2 separate regions of the Mus musculus genome follow, and region 2 is linked to region 1. The links are chromatin loops, found by intact Hi-C in ENCODE. Cell type or tissue: gastrocnemius. All regions are shown on one strand.

Region 1 (5,000 bases):
GTAAATGCTCATTCATCTGCTTCTTACTTTTAAATGCAAATTTTTCACCCTTTACCTTTATGGGGAGATAATTTAAAGTAGAATTTACATATGATATGTTGTATTTTACATGGGCTTTAATATCAAAATTATTTTATGAATGTCTTCTAAGTTCGTATTTTAGACCAGCATCAATAAATCCAATTTTAATCTTAGTTTCTATATTAAGTTTTAATATAGCAATAAAACTCTTAGACATCTCTTTGTTATATCAAACAGGGGATTTTAGTGTAGTCCTTAAAAATCTTAGTGTAATACTCAATAGATATTTATGTGAGGAAAAAAAGTAAGTCCAGTTGTAATACACGTTCTTCAAATGTGACCCTCTTCACTATTCTCATAAAAGAAAGAATAATAGTGTTGATATGATTTAAGCACTGACCATAGTACTATGTAGCCACAGGCATCCTGTAACAATCAGAAAGATGTCCTAGCCAACTTAGATCTAGACCTGCACTATGGATATAATAGAATACGTGGGCTTAGGAATCAAAATATAGAATTTTCTCTCAGAACCCACAATCTTAATTTCAACTTCCTATATCAACAAGCATAGAAGTGTAATTGGCATTTCCTGATAATGTCCCTTGCTTAACAAGTATGGAATATGTTTATTCTGCTCTTGCTACTTCAGCTAATTGTATACAGGTTTCCCATATCCTTCCCCCAGTCTGCAACAGCTCCTACTGCTACCTGTTCTTTGGTGGTCAGAAATAGGTTTCAGGAGGAATGAAGAGATTTTTAAAATGAAGCAAAGAAGCAATTTTATCTTATGTTTCACAGGCAGGGCATGGGTGTTGAGCATTCAGGATGATGATTTCTAGCAAACTCAGAAACAGATAAGGACTATCAGGTCTCTGACTCGGATTCCCATGTTATAAATCATTTATTACATTTTTATTTACACTAGATTTCTGAATAAAACTTGGCACATTTTTAGCAGTTACCTCTTTGTCTTCTAGGGTTAAATGAGACTATTTAGTCTATAATCATTTTTATGGTTATATGATTAATAGTGAACATATAGGGGAAAACTTTCAAAGTATGGCCCATAGACTCCTGATTACCTCTAGTCACTAGCCAGAGATTCTTAAAAGACAAAGCTATTTTTTTTCTTTTCATTACATTGCTATTTGCATGATTGGGACAAAACTCATTTGTGAGTTGCTCCAAACTGATTGTCATGCATTCATACTGAGAAGAGAGTAGAAGGAGACAACTTTACCTAGGAATGTAATGAAAGAGTACAAGTTACTAACTATATTATCAACCCTTGAATATGCTTTTATTAATACACTATGTACTGAAATCGAGTATACATACAAAACATTTGTTCTGCATACACCAATACAAATATTTTCTTGAGAGAAAGGCTCAGGTGGATTATTTGAGTTGCTAGCTGAACTAGCCACATTTTCATTGTACTAGTTATTTTACTGTAAAAAAAAAGGATTAGCATTGTAGCATCATTCATACTTAGCTATTTTACAGATATTTTGTCAAGAAATGATCAAAGTTGATAATATTTGTTTATATAGGGTTCCAGATTTCAAGAAAAAGTACTAGAAAAAAATCTATGCTTATGACACCATTAGTGTGACAGCTTTTCTGATGAAGTAACTGGTTGTATTAATAAATGTGAATTTTGAATAAAGAAATGTGTCAACAGGTAGAAAATCTTCAGAAATAACACCAGTACTTTGTAAGAGTCCAATGCATTACTTTATAATTTATGCTTGCTAAAACTCCATTCAAAGTGAAAAATAGGTCAATATATTTTAATATGCTGGAGTTGATTGATATAGTTTCAGATTCCACATTACAACTACCCTTTAAGACACTATTGCTTGTCAACTTTTGCTGTAGTAGAAAGAATGATGCTCAAAATTACATGAAAGGTATTAAATCACTCTTTCCTTTTCCACTTGCAGAATTATGTGAGCTCAATTTTTTATTTCTCTACCAACACAAATGTAATGTTAGAACACACCGACTACTGAGGCATTTATGACAGATTGTGAATAAGCCATATATGTGTTAAGTAGATTTGTAAGCATATAAAATAGTAGATACCTTCCTAACTTCCTACACTTTTACGCTTTGAATTTTTTTGTAATTATTTTTGCAATATTATTATTGATGATAACATATAATAAAAGATTCATTATTTTTTAAAGATGTAAGTTATACAGGTTTAAATGTCTATCATCATAGGAATGATTGATAATACCTATAAAATCAAAAACATTTTTAAAAAATTATCTTTTTTTTTAAAGTTCAGTTGTTATCCCTCTTGCAGACTGCCCTCTGACAGTTCCTCATTCCCCCCCCCCCCCCAGCCCTCCATCCTCGTCTCCAGGAAGATGTCCCACCCCCCTTGAGAATTAATGATTACAGACCATTTAGTGTGTGCTATGGAGGAAGGTACTCAAATCTAAAATAAATCACCACTAGCCACTAGAGGGCGCATTCATTTTATATAAATGTATAGTGGAGAGGCAATAAAATTGACCTATAAGGATGCCACATTTTATTAGTAGGCCAATATTGTACCTAAGAATCCATTCACTAAAGACAAGACTGAAGAAAACACAAGTCCTTAACATATGATGCCATGTGAAAAGAAGTCATCATGTATTCCTCTGATTGCATCCTTATCCATACCATATCAGAATGGTGGTTTTGTTTTTGTTTTTGTTTTTGTTTTTGTTTTTCATTTTACTGACTTTTGTGTAACTGCTGATTGAATGGATATCAGTCAGAAACACTTCTTAAATCTTGTGTTTTGCCCAGGGATTTTTATATCTGTTACATTAGAATGGCTATGCCTATGGATAGAATTGTTATTCAATAAGTTATTTTCTCTTTTCTGAAGCCAACAGAGAATCACATGTCTACTGAAGCCCAATCATTCCTGTTTTGTTTTGGTTTTAATTTTCCTTTAAAAGTTCCTTAAATTTCTTCCTTTCCTTTCTTTTCCTTTCCTTTCCTTTCCTTTCCTTTCCTTTCCTTTCCTTTCCTTTCCTTTCCTTTCCTTTCCTTCCTTCCTTCCTTCCTTCCTTCCTTCCTTCCTTCCTTCCTTGCTACGTCCACTCCAGTGAAGTCTGCTTGGCAGGCCTAAAAGCCTGTAAGCAGTCACGAGGCGAGTTTCACGGAAACAGCCTCCTGGAACCTTGGCATTCCCATAGCTGTATACTCAAAACCTGTCCCTGCGTTAGTCTGGTGCATGGATCCATGTGCTCTCTTTCAGTATTGTTTTATTATAAGTGCCTTTTAGGATTGATTTTGACATATAGCTAAGCCTTTGCCTGTGTTCCAATGTCCTAGGCAGCCCTTGAAGCTGACCCTGAGCTTGGAATTCAGTAAGAATGTTACCAATTTGGTAACACTCAAATTTACTTCTAGTAGAGACAGTGAAAATAATCAGGCATTACAATTTACTTGACTAGAGCTTGAAAGCTCAGGGCTAGTCTGCATAGTAATTACTTAGGACAATAGCCGAATCACACCCAAACAGGAATACAAAATGGTCTAGGAAATGGGTGAGTTGTCACATGAAAGGGTTAGTAGAACTCCCTGGTCCAGGTTTTTTTTTCACTAGGCCCAGAGGAATAGCATAATCAGGTATTTACTAAAGAACCCCTGGTGGTGGGTTTAACAATAGACTAGCATTGCATCAGAGCATTCACCTGGCTCCTGTGTTTAGCAGATCTTTTTAATTAAGGATTGTTCCTATTCTCAGTGGTAAACATGGCCTGGCTCCACACCATCTTTTTATGTATGCATTCTTTTTTGTTTTGTGTCACTGTAACTTGGTGGATATGTTCGCCTGGCTTTCTTGTTTTTCTTCTGTATTAAAAGGCTGGTGTTCTTTAGGAGAAAATACATTCAGATTCAACACTCCCTTGTCTGGGTCTGTTTGTCAATTCTCACCGACTCTTTGTGCCCATCTGTCTGAAACCCTGATTCCACACGGATAGAGAGAGGCCAACTGGGCCCGATCCATCCGTGGCACTTCCTCCCTCCCTCCCTCTCTTCCTTCCTTCCTTCCTTCCTTCCTTCCTTCCTTCCTTCCTTCCTTCCTTCCTTCCCTCCTTCCCTCCCTTTCCTTCCTTCATTCCATCATTCCTTCTTTCTTTTCCTTTTTTTTTTTTAACATTTTTATATGTAAGTATCATTGTACTTTGCTTACACTGTTGTCTCCCCTTCTCCCTTGGTCCTCTTCCTAATTAGGAACGTTTTAAATAAGTTCAAACCTAATTCAGTAAGAGTAGTGTCAATGTTGTTGATCTATTGATAAGTTGAGAAAGTATGGCATGTTCTTCCTATGAATAATAAAGACAGTGTGACTTGGGCGTGAGATGAAGAATTGAGGCTGAAGATGCAGCCCAATGCTCTCATGGCAAAGAAGAGCATGAAAAGGGGACTGGAAAGAAGTTTTTGATCACTAAATCACTGAACTGAAGCTTACCCAGACTAATTTTTGTTTCCAGACACATATTGTACCCCAAATATCTGCTCCGTAATTTTTTTGTAAGAGTTTTCATTATTCCTCATTGCTTTTTGGATGGTTTAATGTATTTTAGCCTGGCATCTATGTATCTGAATTATTGTCCTATGTTTTACTTAAGTTGGAAGATGATTGATAGTTTAATTTTGCTTATAGCCACAGTGAAGAAATAAAGCCAGGTAACTCTATCATTTATAAACTTAAGCATGACCTTCGCTTAGTATTTCTCACATGCTGCCATAATCCATTGATCACTTAATAATCATTTTCTGTGGCTCCCAGCAGGCCTAGGTTACTCTTACCTTGAGACGACATTTTGAAGATTATGTTGACTAAAATGAGTGATCATTCTTATTACCTCATTTAACATATCACACATACACACACACACACATATGTGCTCATCTCCCATTAGATGAATACATACTTCTAAAGTATAGCCTTCAGGATG
Region 2 (5,000 bases), 290 kb after region 1:
ACAAAGCTATTAGTATGGCTGGTGTCACTTGTCTATCCTGTACTGTTAGCATCAGTACACGCTGCAGTTAATTAAGTGCTTGGTGAATAAAAAAATTTAAGGAGCACTAATAAAAAAAATCCCATCAATTATCTGTGCTCTACTGAATACAGGGTTACTTAACATAAAAATACCCAAACATATGTTCATTATGGATTACAGCAGCCTGGGACCCAGTGGCTTTATTAATGCGTGTTCATTTTGAGCCTGGCACAGATGCAGAATGAAGAGAAGTATATTGTGACAAGTTCTTTCTCTTTTGCTTGCAGGCTCCAGCCCATTTGCCCTGTTGAAAGTCGATTTGGTGGTGCCCACAACCAGGCTGAGTTGCCACTGCGGGCCCTGCAGTTTAAGAGAGGCTTGCTGCATGAGTTCCGGAAGGGCAATTCTTCCAAGGAGCAGGTTCACCTCCATGACCTGGTCCAACAGCTCCCCAAAGCCATTATCATTGGGGTGAGAAAAGGGGGCACAAGGGCCCTGCTAGAGATGCTCAACCTCCATCCTGCAGTGGTCAAAGCTTCCCAAGAGATCCACTTCTTTGACAATGATGAGAATTATGCCAAGGGCATTGAGTGGTACAGGAAAAAGATGCCTTTTTCCTACCCTCAGCAAATCACGATTGAAAAGAGCCCGGCATATTTCATCACAGAAGAGGTTCCGGAAAGGATTTACAAGATGAACTCATCCATCAAGCTGTTGATCATTGTCAGGGAGCCGACCACAAGAGCAATTTCTGATTATACTCAGGTGCTAGAGGGGAAGGAGCGGAAGAACAAAACCTACTATAAGTTTGAAAAACTGGCTATAGACCCTAATACCTGTGAAGTGAACACGAAATACAAGGCGGTTAGGACCAGCATATACACAAAACATCTGGAGCGCTGGTTGAAATACTTTCCCATTGAACAGTTTCATATCGTAGATGGTGACCGTCTTATCACAGAACCTCTGCCGGAACTACAGCTGGTGGAAAAGTTCTTAAACCTTCCTCCGAGGATAAGTCAGTACAATTTATATTTCAATGCTACCAGAGGGTTTTACTGTCTGAGATTTAACATTATCTTTAATAAGTGCCTGGCGGGCAGCAAGGGGCGCATCCATCCAGAGGTAGACCCCTCCGTCATTACCAAATTGCGCAAATTCTTTCATCCTTTTAATCAAAAATTTTACCAGATCACTGGGAGGACATTGAACTGGCCCTAAAATAATATAGCAAACAACACCATGTGTTGTATCTAGAGACGCATGGCGTCCCCTCTACATTAAAATATGCACTTTCCCAGACACAGCTCCCCAATTCATTTTTCCATAAATACTTGTACATATGCAGTGTGTGACCAAATATGAGATCAATTGTTTTTCTACTGAAACTTTACAAAAAATAAATAATAAATGACTGTCTACATGGTTGCATCTGTTAAGCTATTTGCAGAAAGGAAAGGAAAGGAAACGGAAGAGGTGGTGGGACTGTAGAAAGTGACCTCAGATATTCTCAAGTTAGTCTTCCTTTGAGAAAATTCCTTTGACTTAGAACTTGTCACCCACCATTGTCAGATTTAAGCCAAAAGATGAGATGTGAAAATGTACCAATGGCTGCGCAGCTTCAGGAATTAGAGGATTCAGTTTTATGATTCATTTGCCTGTTTGTTCGTTTGTTTTGTTTGTTTTGGTTTGGTTTTGTCCTAAACTAACATTGGCTCTTTAATTCAAACACTGGATTGGTGCCATGAAAACAGAATACGCTATTTTCTTATAATTTAAAAGAATGTCTTAGCTCAGAAAATTAACACTGTTCCAAAGTTCTTGTGGTGATTTTGCACTATAGTTTCCTGGTATGTTCCATGGTGTCATTTGTCGCATGTCAATCACGTGCTGGAAAATCACCACATTCTTTTACTTCCATGTTTGTATGTCAACAAAGAAAAATGTCCTGTAGATATGTGTAAATGATGTAAATACTCGTTTCACACTAAGTAATTCTATTTTGTAAACTGAATATGGCTATTTAATTTATTGTGAAAATTAAATTTATTGTGGTATTTAAAACGGAATGGATTAAAATTACACAATGTGCAACTTTCCTTAAAAATGCCTTTTGCTTTGTGCGCCCCCTGCTGGCCTCCAGCGTCGAAGCTGTGTGGTTTTGAGGGTACTTGGAGTAATTCCCTTCACACCTGGATTTCCAAACTCTTGTAAAAATGTGCTTTAATGGTGGGGTGGAGAACACTTTACAAACATTTCAACCCTCTGGAAATCAAGGCACAACAGCCACCTCAGAAAACTCCACTGCTGGTCTGCCACTAAGTGTGTTAATAGAATTCACATGCTGCTGTGCCCGAGAGAAAGAGCTAAGAAACATGACTGCAGTTGAACCTCTAATCACAGTCAGGTCAGGGAAAAGGTAAAATCAGATTAGAACACTTCTGTGGTGTGTGTAGTGAGAGCTGCTGGTGCTGGTGATGCAAGCCAGGACTCAAGCGATCAAACCACACAGCATTGGCATATACAAAATAAGAGATGGCTTGCATTCCCACCTAGAGAAAGTAACACTAAATTGGGTGCTCCCACAACATCAGAGACTCTAACTTTGACCTAAACACTACTCAGAAAAAGACAGAAAGAGTTATAACAACATCAGCAAATGGTTCATCTGCTTTGTAAGTGCTTAGCCAGGAGGAAATGTTTGAGAATGCTCTGCTCAACACCAGGATGCCTAGAGAATCACAAGAGTTTGTCCTTGTGGTAACAAGAGTTGGGGTTCTTAGCTCTTTTTCCTGTCCAGTAATCTGATGGTGATCTTTCCTAAGTAAATAGCCTTTTCCCCTCTATAATCAGTATGGACAGTCTCTCCAGCCACAGTTTTGGTCATCACCTCTTCTGTCTGAGTTAGCAGGACATTCTTCCCTCAGAATGACACAGGCAGAGCAGCAACAGCAGGCCCTCACTGTATAACAACTCTGGAGGGTGAGTCTGAAACTCCAAATGTCATTCACATCTTTCCTAGGCAGGAAGGAGGCTAATATAAAGAGCTGCCTCATTCTTTCCTGCACCTCAACTGTCAGCTGTCAGAGCAAACTCTGAATCTTCCATTCCAGGACATAATGAATTAGCACTAATCTCACAGAGGTACTCCAAGAGCACCATACAGCTAACATGGACCTGTAGACTTAATATTGAATTATGCCCCAAGGGAACACTGACATGTCTAAGATTTAGCCTCAGCTAATGAATTGAAATGTCTCTATACTAATGTGTCATGTTACACACTTTCTTTTTTATTTCTTGTCATATGTTGGCAAGATGTGGACTGTTATACTATGGACATACAAAATGATGTCGTAGTTTTGTAGTGCTTTGTAAAATGATCAAATTGAGCTAATTAACATATTCATAGCCTCAAATAGTTTCTATTTGTATGGTGAGAATATTAGAAATTTACTCTCAGTGCCCATGTAGCATTTGGTATACCATTCGGCATGCTGTGCTTGATTTGGAAAAAAACAAAACAAAACAAAACAAAACAAAACAAAACAAAAAAACAGACAGACTTTTCCTCCTAAGGGAAGTTTAAAATGCTATCCGTGGAATAATCAGACTTTGTTCTAAGATTCTGTTTGACTTAAGCCAACTTCTAGACTTTTAGTTTTAGTTCAACCAGTTCTGGAAAACAAAGGCACCGTGATTTCTAGTTGCTGTTCTTTCTAAATGAGTTGATGATTTCTAGTTCCTGTTCTTTCTAAATGAGTTGATGCAATGCTGTCAAAGCCGGGGCCTCCGATGGCAGAACTTGAGGGTGTCATGCCTCATTTAACTGGAAAGCCAATCACAGCAATACTGATTAAGCCAGGTAGAGAAATAAAGAACATATGACTTAATAGCAGACTTCCACTGTGGACTTTCCCTGTTTAGAAAAAAATGTGTCCTGCTGTCATCAGACAGGCAGACTTCTAGAGAAATCCACAGCCCCTTATGGTCACTCTGCTAGGGTTCTTGTTAATGAGTTACTGCTTTGCCATCATGAACACCTCGCATTCCTTCCAGAGGCTTGGCAACACTGTGCAGCTTTATCAAATAGTTTCAACTAGAAACAGAGGGAGGTATTTAAGCCATGGTGTCATTTCCAGTGGATCATAAACTTAGAGAGCCATTTTGGAACCCAAGTAACTTCCATTATAATTATACAAAGAACCCAAGATAGGGGTTCTATCAAGCCCCCAAGTAGGGGGCTATCAGACCTGAAGATGAATATCTTTAAATCCCAGGGACTACAGAGATGGCTCAGTGGTTAAGAGCACTGATTGCTCTTCCGAAGGTCATGGGTTCCATTCCCAGCAACCACATGGTTGCTCACAACCATCTGTAATGGGATCCAATGCCCTCTTCTGGTGTGTCTAAAGACAGCTACACTGTACTTGTAATACATAAAATAAATAAATCTTTTAAAAAATATATCTTTAATCCCTAACCACCTGAAACCACCACACATAAACACACACTTAATTCAGGCACAAATAGTTTCCTATAACTGCAGGAGATGACTAAAATACTTTGCTCCATGGTTAATGCTTCTTACTCAAAGAGTTATATGTCCCTCATAAACGTGGATGACCAGAGATTTAATGATATATGTTAATGGACTATTAACACTGTCTTTTGCCAGGTGGGTCACAGGACCTTCTGGGTAGAACCTTCTGGGTGCATGGTCCTTGGTGTTGCACCTGATATAAGAATTATCCTGGGGTAGAAGCACAAGGACCAAGAGACTCATCAAGATACTACAGACTCCTCAATCGAGAATGACAATCAAGTGCAGTCTAAATTCTAGCCCCGCTGGCAACCTTTTGTTGTGTCCCAAAAGCTATTTGGTAAATCAGATTGTCTTCATAACCACAGCAACTTGCTGCTGGAATCTGTTGTTGTTGTTGTTGTTGTTGTTGTTGTTGTTGTTGTTGTTGTTGTTG

What was found. A loop is a pair of places that touch in the nucleus more often than their neighbours do. Peaks named below come from ENCODE experiments on the same cell type or tissue, not always from the same donor. Only the 100,000 strongest peaks of a DNase experiment are listed, where the experiment ranks them.
Region 2: a loop joins it to region 1, with 5 times the contacts of the local background. A loop is called at or near these places in 4 of 42 quality-filtered maps.

The regions. Positions count from the first base shown.
Region 1 is chr10:36,544,329-36,549,328 of GRCm38, forward strand. The region is part of intron 1 of Hs3st5 (heparan sulfate (glucosamine) 3-O-sulfotransferase 5); the gene reads left to right. Among named protein-coding and RNA genes, the nearest start is that of Hs3st5, 40 kb to the left of the region's middle. In gastrocnemius, a CTCF peak has its summit at 2,506 (motif pointing right); no DNase peak of the experiment used is centred here.
Region 2 is chr10:36,832,270-36,837,269 of GRCm38, forward strand. Hs3st5 (heparan sulfate (glucosamine) 3-O-sulfotransferase 5) reads left to right here. Exons shown (of 5, transcript NM_001253356.1): 5 at 309-2,128. The coding sequence ends at 1,242. Among named protein-coding and RNA genes, the nearest start is that of Gm22554, 59 kb to the left of the region's middle. In gastrocnemius, a CTCF peak has its summit at 2,152 (motif pointing left); a DNase peak (open chromatin) is centred at 2,157.